Regions from separate parts of the Mus musculus genome. Here region 2 is linked to region 1. Evidence: chromatin contacts called from ENCODE POLR2A ChIA-PET data. All regions are on one chromosome and are shown on one strand. The core of a region is the stretch at or near the end of the contact, and the rest is flanking DNA. Distances in the headings are between cores, read along the strand shown. Region 1 holds the start of 1700104B16Rik (a long non-coding RNA gene). Region 2 holds the start of Rbpms (RNA binding protein gene with multiple splicing).

Region 1 (3,555 bases), core at 375-2,874:
AACACAAGAACCACCAGTTGAATCACCATGAATCTTACAAAAAGTCTTTTCTCTTCCTAGCACTCTGCAGCACGGTTCAGAAAAGCTCACTCTTGCCCCTGTGAATGAATTTCACACTAGTGTTCAGTCAGGGGGGAAAGACCACTCTACAGAGGCTACTTCCAATGATAACCCTTTCATACACTGAAAATATTTTAAGTTGAAAAAAAATGCATTCAATCCATCTTTTGTACTGAACATAAATGCCTAGCAACCTGGTACACAACAGCATATCAACTGTGCCTTTGTGATATCGACTGGGAGCTCACGGCAGCTGCCTAGCATCATTAAAGTACTAAGTCACTAGCCTAGCAAAACAGCGTTAACCTCAAGTTCAGTTTTTACTAAGTATTGCTTCCACGTACATCTTCAGGAAAGCCGGAGCATCCTAACTGGTTCCACACACACTGAGTTCCTTGATTAAATAACAGGGAGATGGAGACTGGAGATATAGCTTGCTGGAGGCAAGTGGCAGTGTGACAGGTTCAATCTTGATCCAAAGGGATTTAAAAAAAAAAAAAAGCACTCATATGGAAAACTCACTGTGAACTTTATGTAAGAAGAGTCGAAGAGTCCCTGGTCTAAGAGTAAAACATCTGCTCCTCCCAGTTTCAATTCCTAACATTTGAGCAAATAATCTACAGAACTGCTCTAAATGTAGTTTCCTCCTAGGTCTGGGGAATGGGGCACTATCAGTGTTGTACATACTTGGCTCAACTCTAAAAGTGAGGAAGTATTTATGAAAGATTTTTTTTCAAGAGTAATTGTTATTTTGGTTGTATTAGGTAAGAAATTAACATTAACTTAATATGCAAGTGAGAGAGGTATGAGTAGGGAAAGCATGAAAATAAGAAAAAATTCACAACGTGAGAAGACTGAGGAAACAGGCAGTTTGCAACTCCTAAAACAGGAACATTTTACTTCATAAGGTCAGATGACTAATCTGGACGTCAAATAAAGACTTTAGGACAGATCAAACCTGTACAACTTAGAAAAACCTAACTACATAATGCCCACAAGTCTGAAAGACTAAGCATTAGTGCTATGGCTAATTTTAACACATAAAACCTGAATAGAAGTGGCACAACTAAGTAAGAAGTCATGTGTCCCAGCCCTGGAACCCTAGCAAAGCTTTCTGAAATAAGAGAGACCTCTCTATATGATGATACCAACAAAGGCACCCAGAGCAAGCGGTTTACTCTCCGGAGTTCCAACTAACTTTTCCTCCTTTTGCAACCAACATCTGTACTGCAGTGCACATCTTAGGGCTAACCTGGGTGGTAAAGAAACTATATCCACGTCTACTTTACATTAATCTGGTCAATCAAAAGCCCCGAACAGGATGTTACGACCGAGAGCTGGTACGTTTCACGGTGGATAGCTACCGGAAAACTAACATTTCAAATCTTCAGGCTCCACTGTCCAGTTCTTTCCTACCCCAGAATCTGCAATCTTCCAGCAGCCTGTCTGTCTACTCTGTCTCTCGCTTCACGGCTCGCCCCCGAGTACCGGAGCACATCAGGAAAACGGAGCGCAGAGTTCGATCGGGAAAATACCTCTCGACTCCTCCGAAAACTCACAACCTCAAAAAGTTTAAAGCAGCATTAGAAAAGCCAGTCGGGAGGGGACGCCATGGTGGTCCCCCCAACTCCACACAGGGATGAGCTCGGCTGCTGTGGTTGTGGCCAAGAAGCGGTCGGCACCATCCGCTCGCCCACCCGGAATCCTTCCCGCTTTCCAACCCGAAAGTTTGCTGTATGGACGTCCGGCCTAAAAGACAATGCTGGCTGGGGCGAGCCCCTCCTCTCGGGGGCTCGGCTTTGGAGAACGGCTCGGCGGCGTGGCGTCCACGCGCGCGTCCCCTCGGAAGACGCGTCCCGCTTCGGGGCAGCCGAGTCCCACGCGGGACTCGTCCCCCTTCGCCCGCCGCCGCAGTCCCTACCTCAGCGCCCGCAGCCCGCGCCGCCTCCCAGCCTCCGCCTCGGCCGCACGCACGCACGCACTCACGCACGCACACACCCGCCCACCGCGGGCCCGCTTCCCGCCCCCCGCCGCCGTCGCGGCGCGCACGCCCAACACGGACCTGCCAAGGGGGTCGAACCCGAGGCGGCCGTGGTGGTGGCGTTGGCGACACAGCCCCGGCCCCGCCCTCCACTTCCTGGTGCGGCGGCTAGGACGCTCGCTCCCAGCAACCACCGCGACGCCGCTCCGAAAAGGCGCCTGCGTCACGGCGTGCTCCGCCCCGAGTTTCCATGACGACCGGAGCGCGCTCAAAGGCTGCCGGTAGCCACGTTTACTCTACCAGCTCTGCTCTAGGGAAGAACGGAAAGCCGCTTTTCTTGGCACAAAGTCGGAGCAGCTCCTTCAGCCGGCTCTGGAGTCTAACCCAACCGGCAACATTACCAATAAATCTGTCATATTTTTTGGAGGGTGGGTGGTTTTGGTTATTTGAGACAAGGTCTTCCTGTGTTGCCCTGATTGGCCTGGAACTTGAATTAAAGTTGCAGAGATCGTTCTGCCTCGGCCTACCAAGTGCTGCTCCATGCCAAGCTTTTTTATTTTATTTCAAATACCACTCACCAGAACCACCTTTAACAAGTGGCGGGGGGCTTGGGGGTGGGAGGGACAGTCTAGCAAAGGCAAACTCAACATAGAATTCAACTTCTGGACTTCAACCTCAAAACTTACAGCTCAGCTTCTGCGCTTCGAACACCGGCTCTTTTCATACCTGTGACCTGTCTTTGATTTTTTGGGGGACAATATAAGATGTGGGTGCGATATTTGGCAACAACAACAAATAATAATAATTGGCCCATCCTGCACCCTACAACTATCCTTGTTTGTACAGCCTAATCCAGTATTTAAATATCCCATAGCTGTAGTTTATTAGTACTAATTACTTTGGGTCTTAGTTTTGTATGTCCCGCCCCCCCCCCAACATAGGATACTAGTGATGATGCAGAAACTAACTTTGTATAACTAAATTTTTGTCAGGTCCAAAGGAGAGTCCAATTCTTCAAACTTCAAATGACAGTCCGAAGATCCACTAGTTAACTTAATCTGGACTATACGAGGAGTTCTAACAACTGACAAAAGACGGCGGCATTCCTCCGGAACTTGTGAAGCTCTAGTTTCTGTCTAGGAAAATGACTCATTTCCCTTTCCTCCAGCAAAAGTGACTTATGGCTCTCCAATTAACATGTCAGCACAAGGTGCAAGCCCGGCAGCCTCCAGACTCCCTCAGTCCCTACAAGCACTTATACATTTCAAAGCCTGCTCACCAGTCCCCTGGCCCTTCCCACCCGCCCACCGATTACTCATTCTTCTTGTTCACTCTTCTCCGCTCCTGCTGCTGCTTTTCTCAATAAGCTTCCCCTATTTTCTATCAGTGGCCATTTTCCCGTTTCTTGTAGACAGTCCTGGCAAAGCCCAGTCTGCTACACATGGTCAATCTACTACTTTCTCTCTCTGCCCTGGACTCTCCAGATCCCTGTGGCTGTTCTCACTCTCATGTCT
Region 2 (3,555 bases), core at 513-3,012, 200 kb before region 1:
CAAAGACTCTTGGTTCATTTCCTCCCAGAAGGCATCTTGGTTCCTACAGAGAGCAGTGGTATTATGACAGCAACTTAAAACATTATTTTCCTTTAGAAACTTTCCCACGTCTCCAGATCCCCTCAAAGAAAACTTATGATCTAAAACCAAGTATCACTATGGATTTTCACTTCGCAACGCCTTTAAAAGCAAAAGAACGACGTTGCGCGTATCCTGCTTTTTATAATTTGAACCAGGATTCAGCGACTATGTTGCCTTGGAGTTGTTTGGGGTATCTTGTCTCCACAACACTACTTTGAATTGCCTAAAGGCAGGGCCCTTATCTTCAGCTCCCACCCTCTCCCGCCTCACCCCACCCCCAACCGCACACAAAGCGGGGAAGGGTAAAGAATGTGGAGTAGGGAGAAAGAGATAAACAGTTAAACCAAGCCATAAATGAGAAATCGTGATTGGTGCGGCATGCCAGACGAACTTCCTCAGAGAGACAGGCACCATCCGCTGAATCGTGGGTTTTAAATGTCTGTCCAAACTAGTCAAAAGTCTAGGAGCTTACAGGATCTATTGTTGGAAAAGTTCTCTAGGACCAGGAAAATGGAAACTTCCTTAATAATAATGCTAGCTTCCGCCTATTGTAAACCACAATTGTGCAAGTATGGGTGTTAGGAACCTGAGGCTCGCCCCACCTATAATCTCTAAAACCCTGGGATATATATATATATTCATACATACATACATATATGCACACACACATATAATGATTGTAATATATATGTGTGTGTGTATATATATAATCAGTGAAATGGGAGAATATGTATGTGTGTGTATATATGTATGAAATATTTATTCATTTTATAGATGAGGAAGTGGAAGCTATGCGGTCATCCGGTGTTGGGTAATTGCTTTGATTCTCTAGAGATAAATGTCTTGACCTTTGAGGGGCAGTGAGGGATATTTAGTCAACAAGTACATATGGAGGGCCTACTACGCTCCGGGACTACGCTCCAGGTAGCCTACTTAAGTTATGGCAGAGATAAACAGGACGTAGTCCTGTATTCCAGGAAGGGGCTCCCCGTAGAGTGATGTAAACAGACCCGATTCCAGAACAGTCTGGTGCCGGCTGTGCGAGTCTGAACAGGGGCGGCCGGAAGCCTAGAGAGCGATAGCGGCCGAAGTGGGGGGGGCGGGGGGAGGCTGGGAGGTTTCGCTGTACTCGGGCACCCGCAATGGGGTGGCAAGCGGTGTCCTGCAAAAGCGGGGCTCGGTGGTGGGCTGTCCCGCGTGCCCGTCACCTTTCTGCCCGGGAAGAACCGAGTCTCGGCGGGTATTGCCACGGAGGGTGGGTTTGGGTGCACACCCGTCGTGAAAAGCAAGCAAACAAAAGTAGCGCGCTCCAGTCCATGTGCCCCCCACCCCTACCCCGAAAGGCTTGTCCTCGGCTCTGAGCCCCCTCTCCAAGCCCACCGCCGCTGGCCCGCCCAGACGCCTAGGTCCACGGGGTTGGAGAAAGAAGGGGCGGCCCGACCTTCCGCCCGCGGTCCCCGCGGCCTCGTGACCCCGGTGCCGACCCCCCCTCCCCCAAGCCCAACCCAGCCCAGCCCAGCCCAGCCCTGGGTTCGACCGCTCCGCCCCGCGCCCCTCCTCTCGCGGGGGGCTTCGCTGTCCCGATCCGCGTCTCTCTGGGCTGCGTCCGGCCGCGCACGTCCAGGGAGGGCGGAGGGAGGAGAGGAGGGAGGGGAGGAGAGGAGGGAGGGGAGGAGAGGAGGGAGGGGAGGAGGGAGGAAGGCGAGAGAAAGCGCGCTGCGTGCGGCCCCGCTGCCCAGAGCCTGCCAGCAGCGCGTCCTCGGCGGCTCCGGTCCCAACCGCGCCCGCCGCCTCGCCTCCTCGGTCTCGGCCGCGTCCCGACTCCGGGGCTCGCCCGGCCTCTCGGAGGTCCCCGCCCGCCGGTCCGTCTCGGCTCTCCGCTGCGCCGCCCGGCTCCAGCCCCGCAGCCCGCCCCGGGGGAAGGTAGCAGCGGGCGAGCGCGCCCTCGCCCTCGCCTCCAACCCCGCGCCCCAGTCCCGCGCGGCGACGAAGGACCGGGAAGATGAACGGCGGCGGCAAAGCCGAGAAGGAGAACACCCCGAGCGAGGCCAACCTTCAGGAGGAGGAGGTACTGAGGGGGACTGGCTGGGGGGCGCGGGGCGCACGGGCCGGGGCTGGGGGGAGTAGCACGGGACGCGGGCGTCCGGAGGGCGCGGGACTGGGTCCACGCGCGTCCGCCTGCCTCTGGTTATTGCATAAGTTTTGAGGACTTTCCCGAGACTTTTGTAAGTAGAATGCTCAGCTTTGTCTACTCGGGATGTTGAAAGCGGAATCGAGAGCTGACTCCCGGGTGACCTCAGATGATTGGGACCAGGGAGGGTCAGGACTTGGGTTCTTGCGTCTTGCAGCTGGAAATTGGAGGGAGGGAGGTATGGCGAAGGGAGAAACTCTGGGAAAGTTCTCAGTAAAAGATACTTCCGACCCCAGCTCCCCTCCCTCTCTTACTCCCTCCCTCCCTTTCGGTGTTAAAAGTTCTGGGTGAAATATCTTCTTAGCTGAGACATTTTGGATTAATAGATAACTCATAGGACGCATTCTTCTCCGATGAGTCGGAGACCCCCGCCGAACCTGGGAGAGGTCGAATGTGGGGGTGGGGGCGTAGAGTAACAAGGGCTAAAAGCTTTGGGTTCCCCAAAGCAAAGGTGCGTGGAGGGTGTTTTTAAAGGGGGGAAAATCACAACTTTATGTGGCACACTCGGAATTTACAAACAATTTGCGGCTGTGGTGCGTTTCTTACTGAAAACGCCGGTGGTGGACGGGGGTGTACTTGGGGCTCGTGAATTTTGTCAGTTTTGTGATATCCTGTTTCGCCTTCACTCCTGCAAATGTGTTATCTGGAATACAAGAAATTATATTTACCATTTTAAAGGTCTCCCAGAATTGAGTGTGCAGTAGCAGAAACTGCCCATCCCACTATAACGTAAAAAAGTGTTCTTACAGGTAATTTACATCCTAATAAAGGGGACGTACACAACCCGAACTGACTCTAAAGCAGTTAGTATGGTGAGAGTATTGGGACGCTTGTGCAAACTTAAACACAGAGAGTGAAACCAAACATTAAAGAAGAGTATCCATCTACCCAACTCAGACCTGCGTGAACTATCCACTGGTAAAGTGGGAACTGTTTAAATGGGGAAGACAGGAGAGATCGAAACGTATGCAAATCAATGCAAAAATAGATCTTAGCTCAGTTGTGACTTGGTGCCTCTTAAATGAATGGAAGAGTTGAAAAACTGCCTCTTCACCTGAAGAAATTAGCTATTTTATCAGCAATACTGCTTTGGAAAGTTTTGTGTATACTGTTTTATAACAAAGCCAGGGGCCGTCTGCAAGTTCCGGCTGTTTTTCAGTTTATTTCCTGACCAGTTAAACTTACCAAAAAAAAAAAAAAAAAAAAAAAAAAAGATGGCCCCTTTGCTCTTTAGGAGATTGCTGGTGTTTCACATGTTTTAATTAACACAGGGTAACTCATTC

What was found. ChIA-PET counts read pairs that join two places held with the same protein, here RNA polymerase II (POLR2A).
Region 2: POLR2A ChIA-PET joins it to region 1 with 11 read pairs in Patski. The contact joins the promoter of Rbpms here to the promoter of 1700104B16Rik in region 1. POLR2A ChIA-PET finds 5 or more read pairs at or near these places in 2 of 5 experiments (Patski and embryonic stem cell).

The regions. Positions count from the first base shown.
Region 1 is chr8:33,730,556-33,734,110 of GRCm38, reverse strand. 1700104B16Rik (a long non-coding RNA gene) reads left to right here and starts at 1,624. Exons shown (of 2, transcript XR_004691281.1): 1 at 1,624-2,322; 2 at 3,034-3,555. Gtf2e2 (general transcription factor II E, polypeptide 2 (beta subunit)) reads right to left here and starts at 2,044. Exons shown (of 8, transcript NM_026584.3): 1 at 1,982-2,044.
Region 2 is chr8:33,928,070-33,931,624 of GRCm38, reverse strand. Rbpms (RNA binding protein gene with multiple splicing) reads left to right here and starts at 1,762. Exons shown (of 8, transcript NM_001042674.2): 1 at 1,762-2,149. The coding sequence starts at 2,084.